2 separate regions of the Homo sapiens genome follow, and region 2 is linked to region 1. The links are chromatin contacts, found by Hi-C or POLR2A ChIA-PET in ENCODE. All regions are on one chromosome and are shown on one strand. The core of a region is the stretch at or near the end of the contact, and the rest is flanking DNA. Distances in the headings are between cores, read along the strand shown.

Region 1 (4,632 bases), core at 730-3,229:
AGTGATCCTCCCACTTCAGCCTCCTGAGTAGCTAGGACCACAGGTGAGAGCTACCATTGCTGGCTAATTTTGTTTAGTTTTTGTAGAGACAAGGTCTCACTAGGTTGCCCAGGCTGGTTTTGAACTGCTGGGCTCAAGTGATCCTGTCTCAGCCTCCCAAAGTGCTGGGATTACAAGCATGAGCCACCGTGCCTGGCTTTCACCTGGGATCTTACCTTCAACCTTGTACCTTGATGGGCTTGACTCAGTGTAACTCTTCCTATAATCTGACACTCTCTCTTTCCTTTCCATATATATTACATGCAAAAATACTTTTCTGTTCAGCCAACCTTTTCAGTGGTTCAAAAGATGTATTGGTCGGCCGGGCACAGTGGCTCACGCCTGTAATCCTAGCACTTTGGGAGGCCAAGGTGGGTGGATCACGGGGTCAGGAGATCAAGACCATCCTGGCTAACACGGTGAAACGGTGTCTCTACTGAAAATACAAAAATTTAGCTGGGCGTGGTGGCAGGCACCTGTAGTCCCAGCTACACGGGAGGCTGAGGCAGGAGAATGGCGTGAACCCGGGAGGCGGAGCTTGCAGTGAGCCAAAATTGTGCCACTGCACTCCAGCCTGGACGACAGAGCGAGACCCTGTCTCCAAAAAAAAAAAAAAAAAAAAAAGATGTATTGGTCAATTTGTTAATAGCATATCATTATAAATGTGTTATTGCTAGAAATTAGCAGCCAAAATATAACACGATAGAGTGTTCCTTGTAGCTTCCTTGCTCATCTTACATTGCCCATTGTAACATTTTTAGGATTGTTAACCATATCATTTCTTCATGTTTCACAGTACTGCACTTATAATTAGTGTCTATCAGTGTCTGTTATCATACTGTCCTCTTGGCTTTCAACCAGTTAATTATTTGTTGGATTGCTTTTCAGAGTACTGGCTGCCTTCCCTATGACGTGCTGCCTCCCTTCCCGCTGATCATCTTACTCTTCTGTTCTTTGCTATTTTCAGACACTATTTTGCACTCATTATGCACAAGTTCAAACTTTAGTCATGTGAAGAGAGCTGAGTGCCTTGTCTAATTTTTCAGCACCAAACCAAATAAACAAAAAACGCATAAAGTCCATTTAAAAATATCCACACTGCATCAGGGAACAGAGAAGCTTTTTCTCTCTCATGTGAAATCTTCTCCAGGAAACCACCAGGACTGAGGCCCCCATGGCGCACACATGCTTGCTTTAGGTGCTTACGTTAAGATGGTATTTCATTAGTTTTGGATGGTCCCTTCCACAGAGCTCAGATGCTATGCTTCTTTCTATTTTAAAAGGGGGGACGAAAAGATTGGCTTTTCATCCAAAATACTCATGTTCTTCTAGCATATTAAAATTCATTTGTGACTAAGTCATTATAGTGAAGTACTTGGAAACCTTTCTATTCTAGAGAGTTCTGGGCACAAACACATTTACAGTGTGCACTAATGCCAGGCTCATGTCCTCACGTCCTCCAAGGGACAGGGATGAGCTGGGTCATAAACCAAACAGTGGGACTCTGGCAATCCCTTTTAGCTCAGGCAGATGCAAAATTGAAGACCCAAAAGAAGCCTTCCAAAGGTCACAGCAGGTTGCTCTCAGGAAAAGAGAATCAGTAATTTATTTTTAAGCAATCTCTTAGCCTCTGTGACAGTTATGTTTCCTTGTAAGCTGCTTTGGAGCCACTCACCACTCTGAAATTGCAGAGTAGGCTACGAACAATCCGGCTTCGTAAGAACATGCAAGTGAGGACCCACGAGGAGATATTCTTGTGCTTTTTAAAGTGCTTCTCTCACTTTGCTTCCTAAACTGCCTTAATTGAGGCAAGGGAGCCAACATGAGTGAGTTCCTTCCCGCGGCTTGCTCTGCCGTGGAGTTCAAGGATGCCTGAGCCCTCAAAACACGGCGCGGTGCAGTTGGGCTGATGGGAAGTCCTGAACAGCTTGCTGAATTATTACTTCATTCTCGGCTGAAGCAGCAGGAGGCGAGATGATGAGTGAAGGAAAAAACCCATGGACTCCAGCGTGGGCTGAAGGAACCAAAACAAACACTGAGAAGACAGGCCAATACTGAAATCTGTTTCAAGGATGGAGCGCGCAGGAATGTTTCACCATATTTTGTCTAAGGAACAGATTTCATTTTTTAATGGCTGTATTAATCAGTGGAAGCAGAACGGCAGGAAGGAATCCGTTTTCCCCTCTCCCCAACGCCTCCCGTGGCTCGCCCGGACATTCCCCCCATTCTTTGTACTGAAGGTGGCCTGGAAGTTTTAGAGGCGTGAGACAGGTTCTGAACTCGCATGCCCTTTCTTTCTCCTTCCCGAATAAATTTTGCGTAAGAATATTTGGGACAAGGAATCCACCATGGCGGGGTGCAATAAAAGCGTTTCACAAATTATGATTTCCCATTCTCTAGGCAGTTCAGCTCTGCCTAACAGCTCTAATTTCCTAGACAAATAGTCCTCCCTGTCCTCTCCAGCTGCTCACAGGCGCCTCTCTCTGGGTATTCTTTTTAAAATCCCTCTCCTGGGGAATTTTTAAAAAAGCTTCTCGCACTTTTTCATGCGATTTTCATGGTTCCATCCATCTCCCCACTTTTTTGGTCAAAGCCTTCCTCCCAAATATCAATTGCTTTTTCAACCCGTCCATACTACTGCTCAGCTGTTGGTTGAGCTTCTCCTAGCCTCCTGCTGCTGTCACTGGGCCAATGGAAGCCAGTCCCTTGCCTCTTTGTTCTATTATTTTATGGCAAGATAATAAACTTCTACATTTTTGAAGTACTTTTCACCGACTTGATATCAAGTATTTTGATAATCACAAAGTGATCAAACACATGTTCTCTTTTTCCAGTTACATAATGAGATCAAATATTGATTAGCAGTGAGTAGATAGATGTATATTGTACACACACACATACACCCGACCATCCTCCTTTTGGCCTATGGAGACTGTTACTCCAAAGAGCCGACACATTTGTGTTGACATTTCAGTCATCCAAGAAAGCTGCCAATGTCACTTCCTTTGAATATTTTCCTTCAGTTTTCAGGAAAGAGTTGGTGGGACTAGCTTATCATGGATGGCATGAGCTGAGGGGATGGTAATTTTTCACAAAAGTAGACATTGTTCGAGGCTAATAGTAAGCTGTAATCTAGACTCATAACTGTAGAGGGCGCTCTTGACTTAATAATGACAGCATTGCCATTGTCACTCCAGGAAGCTGGGAGGTGACAGAGTATCCTTTTATTACCAAGTATTTTATGGGGAAAGAGAGAAGGTGCCTTTTGGAATAGACAAGAAATCCATATTGTTTCATATTACCTTTTATAACATGTCTTCTTAAGAATAAGCTCATCATCTAATTCGTAGCCCCTGGTTACAGTTTTGTTGAAAGTGCAGAAGCTTCCAACTAATGAGAATGAATCTCATCAATGTCTCATACCTTGTGTTGGTCCTGCCACTTGGTAATGGGTGCTTTGCGTGCTGGGAGCTGGGAGCGATCTTCCAAAAATGGCAAGTGGGGTGGGCACTCCTTTGCGGAAAAGCCTTCTGTGGGTTTCAATTTCATTTAGCATGAACTCCCCACTTCTTACTGTGCCCTACCAAGGCCTTCTAGGATATAGCTTCTTCCTACACTTCAAGCTCTCTTTCTCTCTTCCTTCCCAGGGGCCGAATCTGGGACAGCACATGGACCTTGCCAAGCGGGGCACACTCTGTGGCATCTGCATTTGCTCTTCCATCTGCACAGTGAGCTCTTCCGTGCATCTTCCAAAGGCTGGCTCCTTCCCATTTCTCAGTCCTCTGGTCATAGAAACCCCTTGGAGGGAACTTTTTTGACTACCTCATCTAAAATAGGCCCGGCCCCAGCCAGCTTTTCTTTTTTAATTAAAAATTTAATTGTGATATAATTCACATAAGATTTCACAAAACACCACATTCACCATTTAAAAGTGTACGATTCAATGGTTTTCGGTATATTCACAATATTATACGGCCATCACCACTATCTAACTTCAGAACATTTCCATTGTCCCCAAAAGAAACCTCATACCATGAAGAAGTCACGGCCCACCTCGCATTCCTCCCAGCCTCTGGCATCCACTCATCTACCGTCTTGTCTGTATGGAATTGCCTGTGCTGGGTATGACACACCCACTTCTTTTTAAATGTTAAAGCACCCTGTTTGTTTCCTTCCTGGCATGGATGTATTTGCTCATTTACTTGTTTACCATTTATTCTCACAATCTATGAATAAGTCGCAGAGTTTCTTCACAATTCAGTCTGCCCAGCCTTAAAGTGAGCCCAGCCTTTCACCATAGGATCCAATCTATGTGGTGGTGCAACCACTTCTGGGGCTACTGTGGAAGAGACTCGTCTGTGGTAGCATGCCCTCCAAGAGTTCTTGAGGGCTCTATATCTTTTGAAGGATTTTCTGCTTTTCACTTGCAACCCACAGAGTCATAACTGATTTAATCACCTTCTTCAGAGTACTGCGTGCATTTGTAGAAGACTCTTTAAGGCCTGGGCTTCTTGCTGCAGCAATAAATACCAGTAACCTTTACAGAGCATGGGCCGTATGTCAGGCACAGGGATATGTGCTTCACTTGTATTT
Region 2 (4,632 bases), core at 1,459-3,958, 630 kb after region 1:
TTAATATTACCAGGTTTTGATGTTGTTTGCAGCTACTTTATCATTTCAGGAGGAGATTAAGACAGGTTAAAATGACAGTGAAGAACTACAATGCCCATCTCTCCCACATCTGAGCTGGTTGGTATCTGGCTGCTGCCTATACGCTCTAGAGACGGGGAAACTCATGCTATGCCAGACAGCCTGCTGGGCCAGGTCTCCTGCAAAGAGAACCACAATGGGCACACTCTGCTTGTCACAAAGCAAAGTAGCCTTTTTCTGAGCTCCATTAGAAGATTTCTGGGCAGACACAGACCCGGCCAGACCCTCTTGTAGAAAGTTCTCACTCCTCAGGCTCAGGAAATGCTCCCTCCCTGACAGATATTTCCCTCTCCTCACTTTGCTTTGTCCACATTAGCTGGCTTTCGTGCCTAAATCTTGGCCTTTCCCAAACCCACTTTATTATTACCTGCATCGAGAGTGGGAAGTTGGTTTAAAACGCAGAAATGGTTGTGCACCCATAACTTTAACCAGGTGAAGAAACACGGGAGTGAAGTAGGGGAACCGGAGACAGGAGCTACTTCTGCAAGACTTGCCATAAAGTGAGTGAAGAAAAGCACTCACTCTCACCCCAGGAAAAAAAAGGAATAGGTGTAGCTCTTGAGAGCAGAGCTGAAGGAAGATCTATTATATCAACGCCATCTTACTCTATATAATCATTAGAGGCTGCGTGTCTCCTAATACTCATCCTGGTTAGAGAAGATAGAGAATGGAAACCGAAGAGCTCTCCTGGTATCCCCTTCACATTCAGTGTCTCTCTCTCTCTCTCTCTCTCTCTCTCTCTCCCTCTCCCTATCTCTCTCCTTTTTTTAATTTAATTTAATTTTTTTTTTGAGACAGGGTCTCACTCTTGTCACCCAGGCCAGAGTACAGTGGTGCAATCACGTTCACTGCAGCCTCAACCTCCTGGGCTCAATCTATCCTCCCACCTCAGCTTCCTGAGTAGCTGGGACCACAGGCATGTGCCACCACACCTGGCTAATTTTTTGTATGTTTTGTAGAGACAGGGTCTTGCCATGTTGTCCAGGCTGGTCTTGAACTCGTGGGCTCAAGCGATCCACCCACCTTGGCCTCCTGAATTGCTGGGATTACAGGCATGAGCCACTACACCCACTCCCAGTTTCTCTCTTAGAGAAGAGAGAGAGAAAAAAAATGCATCTTCCAGATGTACCAGAACCCCTTTATTTAGGAAAAGTCTTAAATTCTTGACTTTCAGATCTCCCCAAAGGATCATGAGCTTGAAAGAGCACATTTTTAAAGATACTAATTCATGCCTTGAGCTTTTCTCCACAGTGCGAGTCTATGACAGGTAACGTTTTGCTCCAAGTCAAAGCTACATCAACTGAAATGAAAATCTGAGCACATCTCAGGCCCAAACGACGTCTCAGACCCAAAACACGAGCTTCAAATGGCACTAGGGTAAATACTGAATGTTTTCATAGTCTTTGTCCAAAATAAACATTTGAAAAATCCCAGAGGTTTTAGTTTCCTGAAGTAAAGAAAAATCATATTTCCAGCTGTCATTGGAAAATATCACAAAAAATCCCACGTTTTTATCTTCCCAAATATTTTTACAATTACTAAATACTTAAAGGACTATTGTCATTTGTTTCTATGTTGGTGAGCTGTTCATACAGAAAGCCCTTACATCAAGAGTCCTAAGGTATTGAAACAGATCACATAAAACTACAAGAGAGGCTTCCTCCTTTACTTTACTCTCCTTTTTGAGTGAAGTAAGAGTCTGATATAATTGCCCATGTGCTCAGTAAATGTGCCAAAGTGCAATATTTTGTCTTTACTATTGAGAATGTTTTTATAAACACGTAGTGATCAGCATATTCTGACTTTCAGAAATATTAACTACAAAATTGGCAGCAAACTTCAACAGTTGCAAAAATCCATATGTTCATTAAATTATTTTATTGTGGGATTTTTTTATTGGCTTTTTTTGTTGTTGTTACTGCTTTCAGTTTTTGAAGGCAGTTTTTGTATCTTTTCTTCTCAAGGCCTTTGGGGTCCTTTAGAATTTTAATTGAAATATGGTAATCCATTTTCTTTGCTAAAATTCATTTTTATAAGTTAAGATTTTAGAACTTTCCCTGAGGTTTGTAAGAGCTATAGGAGTTGAGATTTAAAACTTTTTTCATAGTTCAGCAGTTTTGCTCAATTTGTAAAACACAGAAGAACTGTGGCACATTTTTGTTCTTTAATGACTAGAATGATAAGTCTATTTTCGTAGGTATAACATAGACAATCTTTCAGGATTTGGCATTATGAAGTCATAGGACTGGAAGAGACCTGGTAAGACTATCTAGTTCCAATATGTGTCTTCAGATCCTTTAGGACCACCCCAGAGAAATAAAAATTTGTTCTATTTTTAAAGCTCTCCCTTAGAGATGTTTTTCTTCCTTGACAACAATTTATCATGTAGCAATCTTTATTTCCCTTTTATAGATAAAGATATATATCTTTCCTTTTGCCTTATTTTTTTCTCAGATTCCTTTACACTCATTAGATAATTTCAAAAACACCACTGCAGATCATTTGGTGCTACCATTTCTTTTTTTATAGAGAAAGACATTGAGCCATAGGAGTTAAGTGACTGGCCCCAAGCCTCATTAGAGATGTGAGTCATATTTGGGAGTGAGAACACAGAGCCACAGCCTTCATTCCTGAGCTGTTTCCTCAACTCTGTATTTTTCTTTAACAAATCAAAAAGCAAAAGTAAAAACAATCCCATTTGAGCGACCAAACAATGGTAATCAGATGTGCACCAGCCAATGGCTACTGTGGAAAGAGTTCAACCACCTACAGAGCAATGTCCATCTGTGCTTGTGCAGATACCAAGCTTTCACTTGGCTCATTTCCTAATCTCACTACAAGAAGATAGAAAGGCAATTGTCAAGAAAAAGGACGCACTTTGCATTGCTGTAACTCCAAACATGAACAAGTGAGATTGAGCTAATACCAAAAAGCAAACTCCTCAGTTGATTTGCAACAAGCAGTTCACATGAAACTGGCTGGCTCTATCACTATTGTTCTCATATCGGTACCACTGGACAGCTTTAATTAATATCAGAAACAGCACAGGAAACATCCTTTAATTATTCCTGTTATGTTTAGAGAAAATGTAGCTTACTAAAAACAAAGTAAACTATAAGCCTTTGAACTTGAGTGTTATCTGTGTCCTTTGGCTTGTGAGGGTTTTGTGTTATCGGACATGATAATTTGTTTTCAGTGATACCCTTGATGAAATTAATTGAGTTTTAGACTAGCATACATTTCCTTTTGCTGATACTTTCACTCTTGGCAGGGTCTTATCTGAGCAGTTAGTCCTGTTCTCGTCTGGTTCTGTCTGCTGAGATTTAATAGCTGCAGGACTGTTGTTGTTTTAAACAAAGATGTTTACTTTTGTTATTAATGTAATATTCAATTCACTTCCCCTTTTTATCTTCCCATAACGCAGAGACCTACTCCCTTTTTTTGATGGAGATGATGGTTTTGGACTTCACTGCTAAGTTTCCTTAGAAACACCCCACCGGACCTTTCCAAATATATCATCATCGTAAGAGGGAAAGCCATTTCAGACACTCCTATCTGTACACTTGGCTTGAATTCAATTGCTATCTAACTGCTAGGTCCTAAACATTTCCTTTTATTTTTTTTTCCAACTGTATTCTTTATTTCAAACATTAAAGTGCTATAATGCTTGGTGGGAAAAAATTTAAAATTTCAAATAAGATCTCCTCAACCACATGTTGACTTCACCTAGTTTTAGATCATGCTGTGCATTGCATATCGTTTTTGAAGTTTTTTTGCTCGTATATTACTATATATAAGATAGATTGGTTTTATACTAAAGAAAGAATACTATATTTAGTATTCTGCTATTAGCTTTTACGTATATTAATTTGTCTTCGACATCTCCCTAAGTATGTTTTAAGAACTTAATTAGTGCCATATTGTTAGAGATTAAGTTCTTCCCAGTGTTTTTGCTATTATAAAACAATATTAGTTTATTTAAGCATGAGAAGTAGAGTGTAAATCTATCTTTAATATTTCAAAATAGTATGCTTATTGAATAATCAATTTTTTCTATCATGATTTGAATGGGACTTTCTATGATTTAATAAATGATATGTATTTCTCCTAAGAAACTATTGTTTGAATCACCAACCACTGTTTACTTAAGCTGGGTGGCCCTCAAGCAATACATGAACTACTCCCTAACATTTGTTCAATCAGACAACAAATGTTTACATCTTCCTACCTTCCAAGGACTGTGTTGGTTTCTGGGTATACAGTGAAGAGAGGTGTAACCATGGCTCCCACCTTCGTGGTAACGAGTAAGTCAGCACTCAGCAAAGTATAAAGAAATTACAAATATAGCAGTATCTCCATTCTCTTCTTCTTTTCACTGGTATAGTCGGGTCTATTTTGGGACTCTACTCTAACAGACAATCTGTCTATCTGGTGTCAATAATATAATATTTTAGCTACTTTCACTTTTTATTATGTTTTATATATGATGGAGCTAAAGATAAGATTCTTCCTGTAGTCTTTTTTTTTCTTCAGGAAGATCCTGACTATTCTTAC

What was found. A loop is a pair of places that touch in the nucleus more often than their neighbours do. ChIA-PET counts read pairs that join two places held with the same protein, here RNA polymerase II (POLR2A). Pooled maps may share reads with other maps.
Region 2: a loop to region 1 is called in a map of endothelial cell of umbilical vein, with 3 times the contacts of the local background. The contact joins two enhancer-like sites. A Hi-C loop is called at or near these places in 1 of 168 maps with a recorded cell type or tissue (endothelial cell of umbilical vein) and 1 of 50 pooled maps. POLR2A ChIA-PET finds 5 or more read pairs at or near these places in 2 of 52 experiments (Panc1 and WTC11).

The regions. Positions count from the first base shown.
Region 1 is chr14:54,346,754-54,351,385 of GRCh38, reverse strand. No RefSeq gene overlaps it. Among named protein-coding and RNA genes, the nearest start is that of CDKN3, 48 kb to the left of the region's middle. Within about 2 kb of position 1,979, at least 12 of the 41 ENCODE cell types and tissues checked have a DNase peak (open chromatin) inside an H3K27ac peak, as active enhancers do.
Region 2 is chr14:53,713,672-53,718,303 of GRCh38, reverse strand. The region is part of intron 5 of LINC02331 (long intergenic non-protein coding RNA 2331); the gene reads left to right. The region is part of intron 3 of LOC105370504 (a long non-coding RNA gene); the gene reads right to left. Among named protein-coding and RNA genes, the nearest start is that of LINC02331, 130 kb to the left of the region's middle. Within about 2 kb of position 2,708, at least 3 of the 41 ENCODE cell types and tissues checked have a DNase peak (open chromatin) inside an H3K27ac peak, as active enhancers do.